Regions from separate parts of the Homo sapiens genome. Here region 1 is linked to region 2. Evidence: read pairs that join two places in POLR2A ChIA-PET (ENCODE). Cell type or tissue: PC-3. All regions are shown on one strand. Links, peaks and the distances in the headings refer to the core of each region. The heading gives the core; the rest is flanking DNA. Region 1 holds the start of PAQR5-DT (PAQR5 divergent transcript). Region 2 holds the start of NOX5 (NADPH oxidase 5).

Evidence for each region. ChIA-PET counts read pairs that join two places held together with the same protein. Peaks named below come from ENCODE experiments on the same cell type or tissue, not always from the same donor. Only the 100,000 strongest peaks of a DNase experiment are listed, where the experiment ranks them.
Region 1: POLR2A ChIA-PET joins it to region 2 with 7 read pairs; 3 of 35 experiments call an interaction of 5 or more read pairs at or near these places.

The regions. Positions count from the first base shown.
Region 1 is chr15:69,289,650-69,299,963 of GRCh38, forward strand. PAQR5-DT (PAQR5 divergent transcript) reads right to left here and starts at 9,114. Exons shown (of 3, transcript NR_184010.1): 1 at 8,829-9,114. PAQR5 (progestin and adipoQ receptor family member 5) reads left to right here and starts at 9,263. Exons shown (of 9, transcript NM_017705.4): 1 at 9,263-9,407. In PC-3, for the core only: no CTCF peak of the experiment used is centred there; no DNase peak of the experiment used is centred there.
Region 2 is chr15:69,009,601-69,019,914 of GRCh38, forward strand. The region is part of intron 2 of SPESP1-NOX5 (SPESP1-NOX5 readthrough); the gene reads left to right. NOX5 (NADPH oxidase 5) reads left to right here and starts at 5,095. Exons shown (of 16, transcript NM_024505.4): 1 at 5,095-5,185. The coding sequence starts at 5,136. RefSeq lists an enhancer at 6,202-6,703. In PC-3, for the core only: no CTCF peak of the experiment used is centred there; a DNase peak (open chromatin) is centred at 5,001.

The sequences.
Region 1 (10,314 bases), core at 3,972-6,471, 280 kb after region 2:
ACGTTAATGTTCTGTAATTAAGGCTACCAGCTTGAGGCTAAATTAAATATTTACACAGCCCTCGATTATCTTCTTCCTCTCTTTTGCAACTCCCTCTCCATGCTAAAATATTTAGCAGGGATTTCAGAAGTGTTCTCAAATCCAGCTACGGTTCAGAAAGTTACTTAATAGCCAGGAAGTTTGCAAACACTGCTTTAGTAGATTCCCAGTGGCTGCTACTGTCACTGGAGCCCAGGATAATCCACATGGCTCATCAGATGGGGGTGTTAGATGGAAGCTTTTACACTTGGATTTTTACAACAGAACCAAAATAAACTGCGTAGGGTAGGTGTGAGACAAGCTGGACCCAAAGGGACTCTCTAATACAAGTGTCAGAAACTGCCCCCAAAATAACTGCACAAAAATGTTTAAGGAGGAAGAAACCCCAGCGGGACAGGTGGCAATGAATGCAAGGTCAGCCTTTAATTCCTGAAGTGACAAGCAAGTCACTTGCCCTTTTAGGATCTTACTGTTCCTAGAATAGCTAATAGATTTCCGTGGTCCCTTCTGGTTTAATGTATGAAATGGACTAGAAGTACTCTATATTTCCCAAAAGAACAGTGGACAAAATGCCTGCTCCCCACATTATCTGAATATTCACCATTTTTGCCTCAAAGGCACGATCCTGTAAGAGCCTCCAGATTGGCTGGTTGAAGTGAATAGGAGTCCTGTTTTGAACATTAGCTATAGGATATATGTGGTGGTGAATTCAGAGCATATATGTTCAAGGAAGAATTATATCTATATTTAATTTTTGAAAATCTAAATGTACTCTCTGATTACTAAGAGAAGTGGTACTAAGAACCGTGTGAAACCTACTGGGTAATTCACGCCCAGGCTTGCCATGGCTGGGGGCCAGTGGGCCTCAGAGCGGGAGACAGCAACTGAGAACACAAACTTTGGGCCAGTCCTGATTTGAGATCCAGCTGTGTGATCTTGTAGACGTCACAGCCTCAACTTTCCAATCTATAAAATGGGATGGTGATAGACATGGAGTTTGGTGAGTACCACATGAGATACTGATCCTGCAAAGCTCTTGGCACCTAGCTTGTAGCAAGAGCTTGGTAAACATTGGCTGTTATTATCACTTTAAATCCTCTTATCAAAGTGAAGCCTTCCCTTCCCATGGAATGTTTTGTGTAAATCTGACTTCCACACCCTGAGCAGACTGGGTATGTCATAGGGTTCTTTGGCCTGCCCTGAGCTGCCCCACAGCCAGCAAGTCCAGCCCAGGCCCCAGGAGAGCAGCCAGGGAGAACTTCCTACGTCTTTTGAGCTGGGTGGGAACAGAGAACACAGCAAGGCTTCCTCAAGCCTTTCCTGAGAACACAACTTCAAAACGTCCACACCCAGATGTTAAGAAAGCCCCAGGCCCAGTGCCAGCCCCCTCCTCCCTGGAGTCAGCACCCTGTCTCAGCCCTAGAAGAGTCCATAGCCCTCCAGCCTGCTGCAGAGGAGGCTCAGGAGAGCGGCTGGTCACCTCTCTCCTCCCCAATCTCAGGGGGAAGACCCAGAAACAGAAGGTAGAAGGCCTGTGCCCTTGGCTGAGACCACCTGGGTTCAGCTCTCATACAAGCTGTGGCCCCTTGGCCCCCTTCTTACTCTTTCAAAGTATCCCCATCTGACCCTACAGATAATCCTTTTTTTTTTTTTTTTTTTGAGATGGGGTCTCACTCTGTCACCCAGGCTGGAGTGCAATGGCATGATTTCGGCTCACTGTGACCTCCGCCTCCCCGGTACGAGTGATTCTCCTACCTCAGCCTCCGAGTAGCTGGGATTACAGGCGCATACCACCACACCCAGCTAATTTTGGTATTTTTGGTAGAGACAGGGTTTCACCATGTTGGCCAGGCTAGTTTCAAACTCCTGACCTCAGGCGATCCACCCACCTTGGCCTCCCAAAGTGCTGGGATTATAGGCATGAGCCACCGCACCAGCCCAGATATTCTTAATATGGAGTAAAATACCGCCCAGAGAAAGTGAGGCTTGGAGCCTGAGTTGCCTGTAAGCTCTGCACGACTGTCTGCCCCTTCCTGCATTGCACAAAGGAGAGTGCACTGAGCTAGGAAGGCTGGTGGTCCTGTGGGTGGCTGTGTGGGGAAGGGGTCAGCTACGGGTGGTGAGCTCAGGGCCTTTCCTTGCCCATAATAAAATAGCTGTCACCGGCCGGGCATGGTGGCTCACGCCTGTAATCCCGGCACTTTGGGAGGCCAAGGCGGGAGGATCACTTGAGGTTAGGAGTTTGAGACCAGCCTGGCCAACATGGTGAAACCCTGTCTCTACTGAAAATACAAAAAATAAATCAGCCAGGCCTCTGGGTGAGCGCCTTTTGTCTCAGCTACTTGGGAGGCTGAGGCACGACAATCGCTTGAACCCAGGAGGCAGAGGTTGCAGTGAGCCAGGAGATCATGCCGCTGCATTCCAGCCTGGGTGACAGAGCGAGACTCTGACTCAAAAATAAATAAATAAATAAAATAAAATAGCTGTCACCCTGGCTGCAGTGTAGGCTTCTTTCAAATGCAAACACTCCAGAAAGACAGTCCATGTGAGGATCCATGCTCAGGTACACCTGTGCTGGAATAGGTGCATTCAAGAGGCTTCTCTGGATGTACAAGAAATTATTATCATTATTATTTCTTCATATAAAATATTTATTGCACAAACAATATTATAACACCACCACAAATAAAAAAAAATTACAATCCCCCAAACCTAGTAAATGGGCATTGGTTTTCTTTTTACTTTTGCAATTCCCCTCCATCTCTCATTCATACATACACAATTTTCTCATAGCTGGGCTCCAGCGCAATGCAATTTGCACCGAACACCATATCATCAGCATTTCTCCACGTTGCCACAGTCTTCACTATTAGCTTTTAACATGAGCATGCTTTGCTTACCAGCGCTCTGGAGCTGGGCATTTAGGTTGCTTCAAGTTTCTGGCTATTAGACATAAGGCTGAAACTTTGTTCAAAGGGCTTTTTCATTTTTTCAGGATTATTTCCATGGGCTACGTTCTCAGGTGTGTGATTGCTGGATGAAAAGTGATGATTATTTTTGTGGCTCTTGAAAGAGACAGCCTAGTAGAGGTTTTGCTTGGGGCTTGCAGACAGTTGGTACCTTAGGGTTGAGAGGGAGATGGGGTCAGGGAAGGAGTCTCTGTGCTTGCTGGGGCAGTGGAAGTTTTGCCTGGAGTAATCCTTAAAGGACTTTAGCCCTAAAGGAGAGGCAGTGGCTTCAGGCTGAGAGCAGATCCCAGAAGCTGCCCAGAAGATGCTCGCTCCTTCCCGTTCCTCCCTGAGTGGGGACAGCTTCAGCATCTGCAGCATCCACTCACTGGGAGAGGGGGCATGGGCAACAAGGAGAAACCCAGGGAAGCAGCAAGCACTGTGTAACTGATGGCCCGTGATTCAGACAGTAAGGGCAATTGCAATTGCTGCTGGGAAGAATCCACCACCATGGCTATTTGCTGGAGCGGCAGTAGAAGGCTCTGTGTGTCCACACATACATACATATTTATATGTCTTTGCTGTGTGCTGGGCCCAACCCAGAGAACTGTAGGAGCGAGATGGTAAGGAAGCAGCCGTGGCCTCGCCTCTCAAGGTGCCCCAAGAATCAAGCAGGCCGAGGTAGTTGGACTACCTGGGGGTCTCCGCCCTGGCTGCACATCAGAATCCCCTGGGAGCCTTAAAAGAGACGTGGGCCTCACCTCCAGAGATTTGAATTAAATAGCGTCGGATGCTAACTTGTTGCCAGGATTAAGAACCAATGGACCAGACGTTATGTTTTCTTATTAGAGCAATTATGGATGCAGGAACAGAGACCCTCTTAAGCTAATAGGATAAAACAGAAATTACTGTGGGTGACTGGGATGCATGCAGGGGAGGGTGGGCTAACCCCCCTTCATAGAGGCCTCTATAATCACCCTCCTCCAAGCCACCCCAATTAAACCCTCCACCTAAATGAAACAGGCTGCTTCTATCCTATTGTAGCTTCAAGCCCAGCCCCCCAGTTCTCCCTTTGCAAGCAGGGGGCTGCCCAAGAGGCACCGTGGACTCTCAGCTGCTGTAAAGATATTGCCTGGGCCTGGGAAGCTGGCACCGAGACAGAGGCAACCTGGATGCTGCAAGCCTGCTGGTCCCCTCACTGCATCTTTACTTCTCTGCAAGCAGCTTTCCTCCCTAGGTCAGATGGCCCTGAAGGCCTTGCTGAGTGTTCTGGTCCTTGATGGCTACTGGCCCTCAGGAGCCCACCTGGCACAGGGCACGCCTGGGGCTTCCTTCAAGTACCGGACATGACAGGCCCTTGTGATCTCTCTCTCTGGCCAAGGCAGGTCACCCTCCTCCTGTCTCAGCATCTTCCCCCTGACACACACTCTCCAAAGGCCAGCTTCCCATGCTCCACCTCCCTCAATCCTGCTCTCAAGACAGGGTCACACCTGGGGATCCATGCCAGTCACAGTGTCTCCTGCCCCAAGGGGTTCTGCCTGGAAGTCTGTGCTTTCCGCATGGAATTCAAAGCTTTGTGGCTCCCTGGCAAAGGGGCTCTTAGGACCTGGGCATCAGAAGAAGGGCTGGGGCACAGATGGGGTGAGAAGGGAGAACAGGCATTTTCTCTGAGCCTATTCACCGTAAGGGACATCTTTCCATAGGGACCCCATGATGGGAAGATGTTAGAGGAAGGGGATCCAGGGTCCTTTTGAAAGGCCATGGCCAGGCCGGGTGCGGTGGCTTACGCCTGTAATCCCAGCACATGGGAGGCTGAGGCGGGTGGATCACTTGAAGTCAGAAGTTTGAGGCCAGCCTGACCAACATGGTGAAACCCCATCTCTACTAAAAGTACAAAAATTAGCCAGGCGTGGTGGTACCTGAGTCCCAGCTACTCAGGAGGCTGAGGCAGGAGAACCGCTTGAACCTGGGAGGCAGAGGTTGCAGTGAGCCAAGATAGTGCCATTGCACTCCAGCCTGGGTGACAGAAAGAAAAAAAAAAGCCATGGCCAGACTGTGAGGTGGTAGGAAAGGGAGTTAGAGGGAGGTAAGTCCCCCAACTCAATGTCCCCAGCAAGGACCCTATATGTCTTTACCCTCCTTTCTCCTCCATAACATGACCAGATAGGAGAAGATGCTATAGGAGACCCTCTCTGACACAGTGAGAAGTTGAGGGAAGGATAAAAGGAAGAAACTGACCTTGCTGGATCCCCTTGTGCTGCCAGTGGGGGAAAGACACTGATGTCGATTGAACAGTGTCCCCAAAATGTATGTCCACATCCTAACTTCCTCTACCCGTGACTGTGATGTTGTTTGGAAAAAGGGTCTTTGCAGATGTACTTAAGCTAAGGATCTTGAGATGAGCTCATCCTGACTCCAGTGACTGCTGTTCTACAGAGACGAGAGGACACAGACACACAGAGACAGCATGTGAAGACAGGCAAGATTGTGTGATGCTGCCACGAGCCCAGGGATGCTGGGAACCAGAAGCTGGAAGAGACAAGGAAGGATTCTCCCTCTCAGGGTTATTGTGGTGACCACAGAATGCATTTGGAAGTGGCTTTGTAAACTGCAGAGTGATAAGCCAATTCAATATTTGGAGTTGTGTTTTATCTTCCAAAGGCCTCAGTAAACATTTGTAGAACTGACCAGTGTTGGATTGGGCATGGTGTCTCTTCACAGCCATGGGCAGAGGGACCATAAACGTAGGGGGCAGGGATGGGCAGCGGTCAGAGGGAGCCATGGAAGCTTCAGAGGGAGCACAACTCTGCAATGCCCCGACTTGGGACTTCTGGCCTCCAGGACTGAGAGTAAATAGTTGTCGTTTGAAGGTGCTGTGCATGATAATTTGTCACGGCAACACTGGGAAACCACTGGCAACATGGACCCCTTATCTGGATACAGTGGCAGAAAAGAAAGCTCTGCAAGAAGTTCCCGTAAAGCATGTCCTTGCCCTTAGTGCCCATTTCCTCCTCTGTCAAATGAGGCAAATACTTCCAGCCCTGATGAGATAATGGCCTCATCAGCAGGGCAACTCTGACGGTGTGGGTGAGGCTGTTCTAGGTTTCGCGCTGCCAGGCAGCGCCTCTCTCCTAGCCTCCGTTTTCTCATCTGCCAAGTGGGGCAGTAAGCCCTGCCCTGGTGACTCCATTGCCAAGGAGAGGGGAGGCGTGAGCGGACTTATGGATTGGGGTAGAGTTGGGTGCCAGGGGGCTGAGAACACATGTGAGGGACCTGAATCTTGCCATATTAACTAAGGGCGATGGTTTCTGTAGTACCGTTTCTGCTATCCAACAAGGCCTTGTAAACAAATATAACGTCTGGGCCCACCCAGGAGGAGCTGGTGAGTGCCTGAGGAGTAGATGGCCAGTGGGGATGGGTGAAGAACACATAGAATAGTGACATCTGATATGGCGCCCCTTGAACACACAGGCAAAGGAAGAGATGGGGCATTTTGAGTCACATGGATTGGGGTAGGACTGTTTCCCCCCAAAAAGGCTTTTTGAGTTATGTTGTAAAGATGTCAGAGGGAGACTCACATTTAAGACTGAAGCTCTCCTTCCTTCACACCCTTGCCAGGACTCCCTCTGACCACCCCAATCCCTGCCCCCCTCCGTTTGTGGTCCCTCTGCCCATTGCCATGAGGAGAGTGTCCAATCCAATATCAGTCAGTTCCACAAATGTTTACTGAGCCCTTTGGAAAATAAAACACAACTCCAAATATTAAATTTACTTAGCACTCTGCAGTTTACAGAGCACTTCCAAATGCATTCTGTGGTCACTACAATAACCCTGAAAGGAAAAAAAGATGATTATCTCTCACTCCACAAAAAAGAAACTGAGGGTCAGAGAAGAGAGACAACTTGCTCAAGGCCATTTGATTGGAGGTTGCCTGACTCCTGGAGCTGCTCTTCCCCGTCTCCTTGCTGCCTTGCTGTCATGTCACCTGCTGTCTCACTGGGTCATTTGGGCGTGTGCCCCTCGCACGCCTGTATCTTCCCAACTGGTGTCAGCTCGAAACCCTCTGTGGTCTGCAGTGCTCAGCCTGGCTTTCCAGGTCTGGGCAGCTCCCTCCTTCCAGATCCTGCCTGTGATTCCAGCTCCTTTCCCTTGCTGTACAAAGTTCCCACCTCTGCACTTTGCCTCACTCTTTCTTCCTGCCCACTGGTACGTATCCCAGTCCTTCCCACACTTCAGGTCTCCCTCGGCTGCACAGGAGGCTCAAATCCAGCATAGATTCCTGAAGTCCTGGGTCCAAGTTCTAGCTCTGCTACTGACTTCTTGTGACTGTGTGACCTTGGGCAGGTCACTTTCCCTCTCTGGGCCTCCATTTCATCACTATGAAATAGGAGTGTTGAACACAATACTCTAAATGCATCTCCATGTGGTCTAAGTACCCCCCTCCCCGGCCCCTCCCTGCCCTTCCCCCTCCTCTGATCATCCTGTGTGCTCACCATCCACAATCCCCTCTCCTGGCTCCACATCATTCTCCAAAGGGTTCATGTTCAATCATTCAGTTAGACTTTAAACTCCCTAAGAGCAGAGGAGGGTGATTTTGGCCAAGATATGCAGATCGATTCATCAGTAATCCACTGACCACCTCCATTTAGGTTGGGAGCCTCTTTATCTTCCCTCTTTAGTTTCTTCAAGGTGCACACACAGATACCTACAGCAGGCAGGAATCCAGGTGGGGCACCAGGCATCTCTGCTCACCTTGGCTGCTGGTGGTGGGGTGCCTGCCTGTGCTGTGCATGCTGCAGCTTTGGCAGGGTGGCCAATCAGTCCAGTGCCAGCCTTTGCCTCCCAGAGAATGCTTCACACCCTATTCTTCCCCCAAACCCATCACTGGCCCAGACATCAAAAGCACACATCCCTGTGCTATTCCCCTTCAAAGAGCTTCATATCTAATATCTCACTGAGTCCCCCGACTAGCCTTGGAAAGGCAAAGCAGGGATTATTAATCTCCATTTTGTAGATGGTGAGGGTCTTGTCCAAGGCTACTCTGAATTCAGCATAGAGCTGGGACTGGGCTCCACTCTTGTGTCCAGTCATTCTTGTCAAACTCTGGTCTGTGGAATATACATGCCTGCCTCTGTGTAGGCCCCAGTCTCTTTCCCTTTAAGAACTTGGGTCTGAGAGGACAAGCGCATGTCGCACGCACACACACACGCACATGCATACACACCCTTACAAGATGCACAGCCACCAAAAAGCCTAATAAAGCAAGGTGCCCAAGACCACGGTTCAGGATCCGTAAAAATGGCCGGAGATAATTGACTGCAACCTATTCACTGCAAATGGGGCAACTTGGGCCCACAAAGGGCCAGAGACTTGACCCGAGTCACAGAGTAGACTAGAGCCCAGGTCTCTGGACTCCCAGTCCTGTGCTCTCTCCACTGTGTGTGCCCTCAGCAAACAAGGCAAGGCAGGGAGGAGCAGGAGCTCAGAGAGCCTGGGGCTGAAGGGTGGGAGGAAAGAGCCTGGTGGGGGACTTCGGTCCACAGGTGTGGATGTTCCAACCTTTCTCTGGCAGGGTCGGGGTGGGGGCACCAGGTAGCTGCAACCTGTTCCTTCAGCACCTGGGAGGAGACACAGAGTCTGGTTCCCTGAAGCCAAATGTTTCTTCTTTGTCCTCTGTGTCCCTTCATCTCTTATAGCTGTGTCCACTGAGTGGCAGAGGTCCAGGCCCAGCGCCTTCCAGTCTAGGAGCCTGTGACCTGGGACAGGATCCCTGGGGAAAGGGTGAGGGCTGGCAAAGGGCCCGCCACCCTGAGCACTCCAAGAGACAGGGGTGGAACTCACTTCAAGGATTCAGGGCGGCGAGGATCCTCTCCCACCGGCGAAGCGGACACCGCGGTGGGGCTGCGAGTACCCAGTTGTTGTTTTTTTCTCCTTCCCTGTTCTCCACCCCATGCACTTTTCCGAGGGGCAAGCTCCGCAGTTCTCCCATCAAGGAGGCTCTCCAGGCTCCCTGCCGGCCTTCGGCTCCTGGGGTGGAGGTGGGCGTGGGGTACATGGGCCCTAGGAGAATGGGGTGTGAGAGACTCCCCTGGGCTTATGGCTTTGGTGGCACCTCAGGCTGTGGAATGGGGTGGCGAGTCTTTGGAAGTCACAGAGCCCAGGGTCGGTGGCACGTGATGAGGCGCAGGCCTGGCTCAGGGGGTGGTGCCCACGGCCCTCGGCTCCTCCCCCGGGGCCGCCCCGCCCCGCGCGGGAGGGGACGGGCGGGGACCGGCATGGGTAGGCGCGGCGACCCGCAGGGCCAGGTGCAGGGCCCGCGAGTCCGGGGTCGCCGCAGCCCGGGAGGAGTGTCTGGTCTCCGGCCTGCCTGTGCTGTCCCCGCGCCCTGTCCACTGGACTCCCGAGACCCTTGGAACCCAGGTAACCCGGGGCGGGACTCCCCGCCGCGCGCCGCCTCCCCACCTCCCGGTCCACGCGCACCCGCCCTCCGCGGCAGCCCCAGCCGCCCTGCGCCCGTGGAGCCCGTTGAGCCTGGGTGGCCGCTCCGAGGGCGGGTCTGGGAAAGTTTGTGCCGGGGCGGCCCTGATCCGGCGGCGGCGCGGCTCGGCCACTTTCACCGCACGCGGGGCCGGTGTGAAGGTGGGGCGGCCGCCGCCGTGCAGAAGGCTCTCTGCTGCAATCGAGGGCGGTGAGGGGAGCTGTTGCCTTCTCGCACCTTTTCTCTCACTCTCCAGGGCGTTTGCGCCGCTTATCCTTCCTCCACCGCCCCCCTCCCGCCGCCCCCACTTTAATAAAACCCTTGGATTGGGGCTGCACAGTTGGCGATTTCTTTACACCTGTGCTTCCCGCCTCCTGAGCCCAGATGTGAGCCTGGGCTGAGCAGGACCGTGTGGGTGAGGGGCGGCCCACTGCCTGCGGGGGTCGTCCCGGCCCTGTTGAAGTGGGTGCCCAGCTACAGGGAGTTCCCCCTGCTCTGTCATTGGCCTCCCCCCGGCCACAGCCCCCAGCTGGGCATCTCCTGGCTCCCCTAGCACTTCCCAAGTCCTAGTCGGATGAGCCCAGGAGAGGGGGTGGACCCCGGCCCAGCAGAACAAGAACTCAGGAGCCCGGTAACTCTTATCCGTGAGCAGAACCGGCTTCCTCCCGCTTAGGTTGGGAGGAGGGCTCAGCTTAGTGGGAGTCGGGGGTGACAACTGCCCCTTCCCACGCAGAGCCATAGAGAAGAGATGGGGAGAGGTCAGGGGATCTGAGAAGAGCTAGCAGCCAAAAAGGGACACATCCCTGATTTCATTTGAACCTAACAAACCAATGGCGAGTAGATATTAAC
Region 2 (10,314 bases), core at 3,611-6,110:
CGGCCTCTGGTAAGCACCATTCTACTTTCTGTGTCTATGAATTTGACTCCTCCAGGTACCTCATGTAATTGGAATCATACAATATCTTTTCGTGACTGGCTGTTTCACTTCAGTGCTGCCCATCTTATAAGTTCTTATTATTTTTTTAATGCATGTTTTTCTTTCCTTTCTTTTTTGAGGATTCTAAACATGCTTAAAGTCTATGATTTTCACTTCTTAAAGTATGAGTTCTTCTCCCTATTTTTGGTTTGATTGGCTGTCTTTCTTAGCATTCTTGATATTCTTTTTCAGATCTTTTGGAATGCCAGCTTACTGGTTCACCTTGAATGGTAATTGTGTGAGTGCATGTGTGGGTATGCATGCGTGCATGTGTGTGTGGAGGCATGTGCATGTTAGTGTTCAGTCCTCATCTAAAAGTTTTGCGGTAGCTTTCACCCCACTTCCTGGGCTCCCTAGTTCAATTCTGGCTTTGTATTGGTGTCTCAAGGCTCCTGTCCATGGAAATCCTGAGGCTATTGTGGGTCCAATCACCAAGGAGCAGTTGGCCTAGTCTACTTCTTCACTATCAGGCTTTGTGAATTTCTTCTTCTCTCCTAGATACAAGATATAAATCATTGTCCCAACAATGGCCAGTCCTAGCTCTTTTCAGTGCTCTGCCATAGGCAGGGTCCCCTCTGTGGAGGGTGCATGGCAATATATTCAAGCTTATGTACAAGGCATTTGAGGTCGAGGAATGGAAAAGTACCGAGGCACTGTGTGCATGTTGTTTGTGCATGCGACTGAAACTCCTTGACCCTGAAAACAGGGCAAGGAAAGGAATGTGTAGTAAGGAGCGCTGAAAACAGCCTCCTGAGACTATGGTCTATGTGTATTTCCAAGGCCATATGTGCCTCATGGCCCAACTGCAAAGAGCCGCCTGGTGGATGCCTTTTGTTTGAATTGTAGTTTAAACAAGCTCTCTCAATAAATATTCGGTGGACAGACCTTGGAGCGGCACTCTCTCAGAGGAGCTGCTCCCCGCCCTGCTCAGCTGGAATTGTCTGAGTACTTCATTCTTGGCACTCACTGCAGCCACAAGCTGCACCCTCAGATGAGGGGTTCACATCCCTTCACCTGCAGCAGCCTCTACTTGCCTCTGGACTTGGAGCTGCGCAGAACTGTAGCTTCAGTTTCACTTGCCATTGCATATTTCTGCCTTATCTCTGGTCAATAGAGATGTTTATCTGTTTTTCAAGAGCAGGCAGTCTTTTAAACCGGGCGCGGTGGCTCACACCTGTAATCCCAGCACTTTGGGAGGCCAAGGCAGGTGGATCACCTGAGGTCAGGAGTTAGAGACCAGCCTGGCCAATATGATGAAACCCCATCTCTACTAAAAATTCAAAGAATTAGCTGAGAGTGGTGGCAGGCACCTGTAATCCCAGCTACTCGGGAGACTGAGGCAGGAGGGTCGTTTGAACCCCAGAAGTGGAGGTTGCAGTGAGTCGAGATCACACCACTGCACTCCAGCCTGGGCAACAAGAGCCAAACTCCATCTGAAAAAAAAAAAAAGACTTTATCTCTCATCGCTTTGTGTATGGCACAGATGGGGAGGTCTCAAAGGGTGAACTCAGAGTAAACTTGATGCATCTCAACCAGAAGTCCCGAGTGACCACTTCTTACTTTTCTGGCTCCAGCTTGTGGGTGTGAAGGAAGGGACATTAGCATGGATGTACCCCTTTGGCTGACTGCAGGGTCTCAGGCTCCCTCAGCCAACTGTCAGTTCTCCCCAGCTATTTCCTGGGTAGGCACCTCACAGGCACTCACAAGCCGGCCACTCACATCCAGTCACTCTGACAGCCTTTGGAGGGGATCTCTTCTTCCATTGTCCCATAGTTTGTGTCTCTTTGGAAAGCACCTCCCAGTGCAGGGGCTCTCCCCTGGGCCTCCAAAATTCACGACCCCTGAATAACCAAATAATACCAGAACCACACCAAATTCCCTGCAAAATTAGGGAGAGCCCCCCACCTTCTTTCTTCAGGGTCTCAGATCAGAGTTCCAGGGCAAAGCTGGAGAAGAGACTCACACTCTCCCTTGTTCCCCAGGAACTATCTGAAGCCCCCCAATCCAACTTCCTCCTTAGTGGCAAATCGGCCTCAACAAGGCAAACTAGCTCAGGCAAGTGAGCTTGTCAGACACAACCCCACTCTGAATCCCACGCTGGGCTACCTTCTGCATGCAACTGGAAATAAACAAACATTCCATTTTAGCAGTGATTTTAATCTGGGCAAGTGGATTACACCGATTTTTACTCTTTTTTTGTGCTTTTAGGCTTTTTTTCTAATTTTTAAATAATAATAATTATTATTTTTTAAAATCAAGATGGGGTCTCACTCTGTCACCCAGGCTGGAGTGCAGTGGTGTGATCTTGGCTCACTGCAGCCTCTGCCTCCTGGGCTCAAGCGATCCTCCCATCTCAGCCTCCTGAGTAGCTGGGACTATAGGTGCACACCACCACACCCAGCTAATGTTTTTGTATTTTTGGTGGAGATGGGTTTTCGCCATGTTGCCCAGGCTGGTCTCGAATTCCTGAGCTCAAGTGATCCACAAACCTTGGCCTAATAATTAATGTTTATAATTTGTGTAATTATAAAAAAGTGTCATTGAGAGAAAAAAATCTCTCCTTCCAAAAGTTTTGTTAGAAAAAAGACGCTTTTAAAAATACATTTTCTGGCGAGGTGCGGTGGCTTACACCTGTAGTCCCAGCACTTTGGGAGGCTGAAGCAGGTGTATCACTTGAGGTCAGGAGTTCGAGACCAGTCTGCCCAACATGGTGAAACCCCACCTGTACTAAAAATACAAAAATTGGCTGGGCCTGGTGGTGCATGCCTGTAATCCCAGCTACTAGGGAGGCTGAGGCAGGAAAATCACTTGAGTCCAGGACACGGAGGTTGCAGTAAGCCAAGATCATGCCACTGCACTCCAGCCTGGGCAACAGAGTGAGACTTCGTCTCAAAAAAAAAAAAAATTTTTTTTCATGTTTATTACTTCCCTTTAAAAACTTGCATTTTGTCCAGATACTAGGATATGAACTAGATTGTTGTCAGAACTTTGGCAAGTATTGATGTGTTGCTCCATTGCTTAGCATTGCTTACTGGCTTCCTAGCTCCTAGGTAATCCTAGGCCTTTAGCTCTCTTCCTGCCAAATTTGTCATGACCTGACTCCTGCTCCCTGCTCCAGTTCTGCTTTCAAATGTGTGCGTCTCCAGGTCATTACCTGAACTGCTTATAGTTCCCAGGACACAGAATGCATTCTCATTTCATGCCTTTCTACACGATCTTCTAGCTGCCCAGAATGTCCTTTTCCGTTTCCACCTGGCAAACTCCTACTCATGTTCTAAAACCCACTACAGATCAGTCACTTTCACTGGGAAGTCTCCTCGGTTCTCCCTTCCCAATGCTGTCTCACAACACACTTCTGTATCTTCATTTACCATGCTGGATTATCTTACTTGTCTCTGTGTATACAATCAGGGCCTGGATATAGTGTTTCCTAAGTATTTGTTGAATTGAGGCAGGTTTATTCATTCCACAAACATACATGGAATGCCCATGATATAGTGAGCACTGTGCTAGTTTCCTGGGATTCAAAACTAATGAGGCACAGATCTTGCCTTTAGGGGCTCACAGTCCAGAGGGACAGAAAGAGACACACACAGATAGTTACAATTACAGTGGGTACCGGCAGCTCTGTCTCACATCTTCTCATTCTTGCTTTTTTCCCTTAACTGGCCATAACTTGAAAGTATAATTCATATTTACTGCTTGGCTTATTTCCTCAAAAGAATTTTCTGTTTCCTACATATTATTCCTGAACTGATTTAATGAAATGTGTTTGTATTTCTCTCTTTACTTTGCCAGGAAAACTATTGAAACAGTCAAAGTAGCCTCCAAAATTGCTGCTCTCCAGGCATGGGAGCACCCCATTTCCAGAGATTACCAAAAGATCACTGAAATTCTGTAGAACTTGTCTTGGGACTGGCCCCAAACAAATGAGAACTGGCTGAATCTGTGGGTAGAAAAATATGTGAGTGACAGCAAAGAGGCTTCCAGTGAGCCCCTGCTGGTTCAGAAGACTTGACATGGCCAGCACCAAAGGATCCCTTTAGGGTACCCCCACCATGAGCCACATACTGGGAGAAATTTCTTGTAGCACTCTGCTTTAAAACAAAACCATAATGATAACTAATCATTTCCCTGATTTTGGAAATTAACCAGAGACATCTAAAATCACCACTAGGACATCCCAATCTGCACCAGATGGCCAGGGTTATCAGCCAAAGCTGATCTCTTTCCAGGCAAAACAAAAAGTATAAACACTTTGAATTTTAATCGCAGAGCAGTATTACCTAAGTAATTATACAATTTCCCTTAAGTTTAAAACAAAATAGCTTGCAGGTCCCACTTTTTTCCCTAGGCTCTATGGGCTAGGAACCTCTGCAGGTGACTGTTTCAATATAGTTGTACACAATATGTTGAGACTGAGTATAGCTCCATGGGTGGTTAACTATACAATCTCCACAGTCAGCCCAATGTAGTTGTAAAATTTGTGCTGAGCCCACTGGACACATTACTTCACCTCTCTGTTTCACTTCCCTAATCAATAGAATGATGCCAACACCCACCAGATAGGGCTGTGTTACGAATTAAACTGAGCAATACGTGCAAAGTTCTTAGCACAGTGCATGGCTCAGAGTAAGTGCTTAAACATTTTTGTTGATAATTGATATTATTGTTATTGGCGAAGTCTTGCTTGACTTATAAGCAGGGCCTGCCTGGAGTTGTTGGTGATTTTTTTCACAGTATGTTCCTAGATAACCTAGCTTCACCATAGTATTTTTGAGGAAAGGAAAGAGAAGATACTGGGCCAGATGGAAGACAGCTCATCCTTCCTAATAAAACTCTTGCCCCATTGCATTCCATGCTTCCTGGTTGGGATTTTTCTAGACCAACTCAGCCACCAGTTTTATGAGGGACTGTGGGTGTGAGCAGGTCTTTAGGAGTCAGGAAGAGGAGGAGTCAGGGGGGTGGCTACACAGTGCAGGCAGCTCAATGGACAGCAGTCTTTCTGGGACCTGTGATCTAGAAGACAGGAGAAGATGAACACATCTGGAGACCCAGCCCAGACGGGCCCTGAAGGCTGTAGAGGGTGAGTGGCTCATTTGTCCAGCTTTCCATGCCAGGGACAAGGGAAAGGTGGGATTATTTGCCTTTGTGGGATCTACAAAAGGTAACTGTGTCTGCCTTGGGCAGAAATCAGAAGATCTGAGCTCTATTCTTGCCTTGCTACTAGCAAGCTGGGCAATCTTGGATAAGTCACCAGCCCTCTCTGGGTCTGTTTTCTCATCTGTAAAATAAAGAACTGGCCAAGTCAGTGTAATAGCAATACCCAGCATTTGTACAATGCTTTCCAGTTGTACTTTTCCAAACAGCATCTCATTTGGTCCTCATAGCCCTTTGTTGGAGAGATGCTTGTGGGCTGGTCATTCAGCTGGTGCAAAGCAAGGCTGGACCTAAAATCCTGGTCTCCTGGGGTAAATTCTGGCCTCTGGTGAGCACATTGTTCCCCTTGAGCTCTGAAATCTGAAGATTCCCGCTCCTTCCTGCTACCTACAGTGTTACCTTCCTTCCCACCCTATTCCCTCACCACCTAGATCACTCTGGCTGTCCCAGTCTCTTCTCAGCCCCTTCCCAGAGTTACCTCTCCCCTTGCACAGGCCCACCACACTGATCTTGTTTCTGAAAAGTGGGAGGTGAACAGCAGATACCTCCTCCCTGCCTTCCCTGCGTTAGCACTTGCATGCAGCCCTTTTTCCAGAATTCTCTCTGCTTTGTGGAATGCCTTCCCGAGGGTCCCGAGAGATGAAGAAAGTGGAGGCTGTTTAACCCCTAGGGCAGCATTTCTCCAGGTGCATGGGTGGGTCACCCATGCGTGGGTCACAAGATCCGGGGTGCAGGTGAAATGTGCAGATTCCTGCCTCCTCCCCACCAAGGTTGGCGAGTCAGAATGCACATTTTTACAAACTCTCATGTTTCTGGCAAGAACATATTGCAGTTTGGGAACCACTAGTCATTAGGTGAGTGCTCTTTTGGGCCGTGGAGGGCTGCCTTGAAACCACCAAAGGGTGGCTATAAGTCAGTGGGAGGTGTGAATGTCTTTGGGGGGGCAGTGATGGGAAGGCGGCTTCAGCTCAGGGACATGAGAAGCAGGCACTCGAAGCTTGGAGTCTGCACAGGCAGTGAACGCCCATCAGTGAAGGTCGAAGCAGAGTCATTGTTGGGTCGGGGGTGGGGAGAAGTGTGTGGGGCTGGGCCCAGGACAGTGGTTCTCTGGGGCTGGTGTGAAAAAACCTAGGAAGCTCTTAAAAGAGGCTCCTTGGCTGATGTTGAAGCCACGAGGGATGAGAAGGTCTGATGCGAAGCTCTCTTCCTCTTTTCCAGCTGTGGGCTGCTTCTGGTACACAGGGATAGTAATAATACCTACCTCACTGGGCTGCACCAAAGACAGAAGGGGCCAATATACTAAATAAAGTGGCTGGCACACTGGAGGGCCTGGAGCCCCTGCCTTGGGAGCGTGCAGGAGCTGGCCTATCTCAGTGGGAGGCTGGGTGGGGGCATTGCCCTGGCCCTTGACACTCCCAGCTACAGGTTCTCTCCATGCCTCATCTCACCCCCCTCCTCCACAGTGAGTTGGGCCCTGGGAGCTTTGGACTGGCCTCTGGCAGGGGCTGCCTGGAGCACCCTCCTTGCTGCCTGCAGCTCCAGTGACTTACTAGGACCACACATTTATAGGCGAGGAGAGAGTGAGAACCTAGACAGGTGGTCCGCAAGAAGAACCTGAGGAGTCTGAAGCCTGGGACTTAGGCCTGGCTCTGCCCCAAGTCAATGCAGGGGCCCTGAGAGGACATCTGTCTGTGCTCCCTGTGGGAAATGGGAATCCATCTAGGACTTGCTGACTTGGAAAGTGACGTGAGTTAATAGGCATGAAAAAGAGAAGAGAAAGGTGTACATACCTAATCATCATGTGCTAGACAGACATCCTATGCCCTGTCACAACTCTGCAAGGTGAGCTATCACTAACGCTTTTAATAAATGAGGAAACTGAAGCATGCATGCACACACACACATACACACACACACTAAAGCATATATGACATATGCATATATATATATACATACATACATACACACACTAAAACATATATTTGTAAACCAAAAATAAAAATCTAATCCCCTCAGCCATCTGAATGGACCCCTCCTCTCAGCAAAGGGCATTCCAAAGTTAGCCTGAAAAACTAGTTCAGGCCATCATGGGAAGGAGGGACCAGACATGCCTCATTATACTCTCCTCCCTTGTGGGATTACTGATAGAACAGACCCTTTAAGTCTGATGAGAAACATTTATACTCTATTGTCTTTGAAGCCTGCTACCTGGAGGCTTTACCTGAATGACGAAACCTTGGTCTCCATAACCCCTTATTTTAACATAGAAATTTCTAAGTATTTATTTATTTATTTATTTATTTATTTTCTGAGACAGAGCCTCACTCTGTCACCCAGGCTGGAGTGCAGTGGCGTGATCTTGGCTCACTACAACCTCCACCTCCTGGGCTCAAGCAGTTCTCATGCCTCAGCCTCCCAAGTAGTTGGGATTACAGGTGCATGCCACCACACCAGGCTAATTTTTGTATTTTTAGTAGAAATGGGGTTTTGCCATGTTGAACAGGCTGGTCTCGAACTCCTGACCTCAAGTGATCCATCTGCCTCGGCCCCCCAAAGTACTGGGATTACAGGCATGAGCCACTGCGGCCGGCCAGACGTTCCTAAGTCTTTAGACAAAAACTTAATTCTTTTAACCAATTGCCAATCAGAAAAATCTTTGAATCTACCTACGACCCGGAAGCCCCTGCTTCCAGCTGTCCCACCTTTCCGGACAGAACCAATGTACAACTTACATGTATTGATTGATGTTTTATGTCTTGCTAAAATGTACAAAACCAAGTTGTGACCCAACAGCCTTGGGTATATGTTCTCAGGATAGCTTGAGGGCTGTGTCACAGGCCATTGGTCACTCGTATTTGGCTCAGAGTAAGTATCTTCAAGTATTTTATAGTTTGACTCTTTGTTGATATATTTTATACACACACACACACACACACACACACACTCAAATACATGCCACACATATATAGCATAAGACACATGCCTATAAAGAGGTCAAACAGAGAAACAGAGGTCAAATAACTGGCACAGGATCACCCAGCAGGCACGAGGCACTTTAGAAAACCATGGAAGTGCTGTCTGAGGGTTTCTTTTCACTCAGTAATACCAGCGGCTCTGAGAATGCTTGCTAGAATTCACACTCCCAGGGCCCAAACCTCAGAGCTTCTGGTCCTGAAGATCTGGGGCTGCAGAGAATGTGCACTTTCAACTCTTGAGATGATGCAATTGTGGGCGGTCCATGGACCGGACCGCACTCATGGAGCCCCAGAGGCGCCGGTTGCTCAGGCATCCTAGGGAAACTCCAACTCCCATTTGGGTTTCAGAGAAAGAGGAACAAGCAGCAGGTGGGATTCCTAGGGATTGGCAGGGAGAATGGGCAAGGAGGCTGCAGGGCCAGGCCTGGGGACCGGGTACTTGCTCAGGCAGGTGAGAGGCAGCTGGCGGAGTTGGTGTGAGCCAGCAACAGACTCTTTAAGTCTGATAAGAAACATTTACACTCTGTTGTCTTTGAAGCCTGCTACGTGGAGGCTTTACCTGAATGATGAAAGCTTGGTCTCCATAAGCCCTTATTTTAACCTAGAAAACGCTGCTCTGATAGGGAATTACAGTTAGCTGGGACACAACCTAGGGAGATGCTGACAGTGCACCTCTCCCACCAAGTGAGGACCACCCCCACCCCCACCCCCACAAGACTCTTTTGTGTTACTGGACGCCCAAAGCTGGGAACCGTGCTTCAGAGGGCGGATTCTCATCTGATCAGTGGGCTGTACCTGTTGAGCCACTTGCCTCACAGGTGTGTTCTGGGATGAGGTTGTGCCGTGTAAAATGTTTGTTTTACTAAGGTATTAATTTGCTGGGGGATAAGAGGCCAGTAACACCCTTGATATCACCTTTTGGAGAAGCTGCCCTGGGGAGCCACATCCCGGGCCAGAGCTCACTGATGGCACAGGATTAAAGGTCAGGGGATGGAGAGGGATTTTTTGTTTGCTCTATTCTATTCTATTTTATATTTTATTATGTTATAAGGGATGGGTTCTCTGTTGCCCAGGCTGGAGTGCAATGGTGTGATTAAAGTTCACTTTAGCTTCGACCTTCTAGGCTCAAGCCATCCTCCCACCTCAGCTGCTAGAGTAGCTGGGATCACAGGTGCATGCTATCATGCCTGGCTAATTTTTTAAATTTTTGTAGAGATGAGGTTTCACTATGTTGCGCAGGCTGGTCTCAAACTCCTTAACTCAAGCAGTCCTCCTGCCTCAGCCTCCCAGTGTATTAGGATTACAGGCATGAGCCACCACCCCCGGCCTTGCTTGCTTTTTAATTGTCATACCCGGCAGTAACGAGGTACTCCCTCCTCCTCCCGACTGGGATGGTCAGAGGAGGCCCAGTGGAGAGTCAGGACTTTGCCCACTGCCCACCTGCCATGGAAGGGGGCAGGGAGGGATGTAGGTGTGGCTGTGAACCGGCAACTTGAGAGAGTCTTGTGGTGGAAAGTTCTGTATCTTGACTCTATCAATGTCAGTATCCTCTTTGTGATATTGTACTACAATTTTGTGAGATATTACAATTGGGAGAAACGGAATAAAGAAATCTCTACATTATGGCTCATACCTGTATGTGAATCCATAATTATCTCAAAATGAAGAGTTTTCAAAGATTATCACAAGAATGGTGTATGCTCATGGATACCATCAGATCAATCATACTGAGGCGTAAAGCAATACAGAACTGAAATCCTCTTTCTCCCCTCCAGTCCTGCCTCTTTAAGGACCAGTGCTGACAGCCTGATGATTCCCTTCCACACAGTGCTACTGTATTTATTCAAATCAATTCACACCTATTATAGATAACGTGGGCGGGCTTAGCTGTTTTGAATGGCAATCTAGTACACAGTGGTGGATGATGGATATGGGCCATTATGCAGTAACACTTTTATTTTTGTAGGATACATTCCTAAAAATTGAATTGCCTGAAAGATAGTACAATTCATGTTCTCACCAGCACTGTTTATATTGGATATTACCAATCTTTTGATTTTTGGCATTCTGATACCACTTC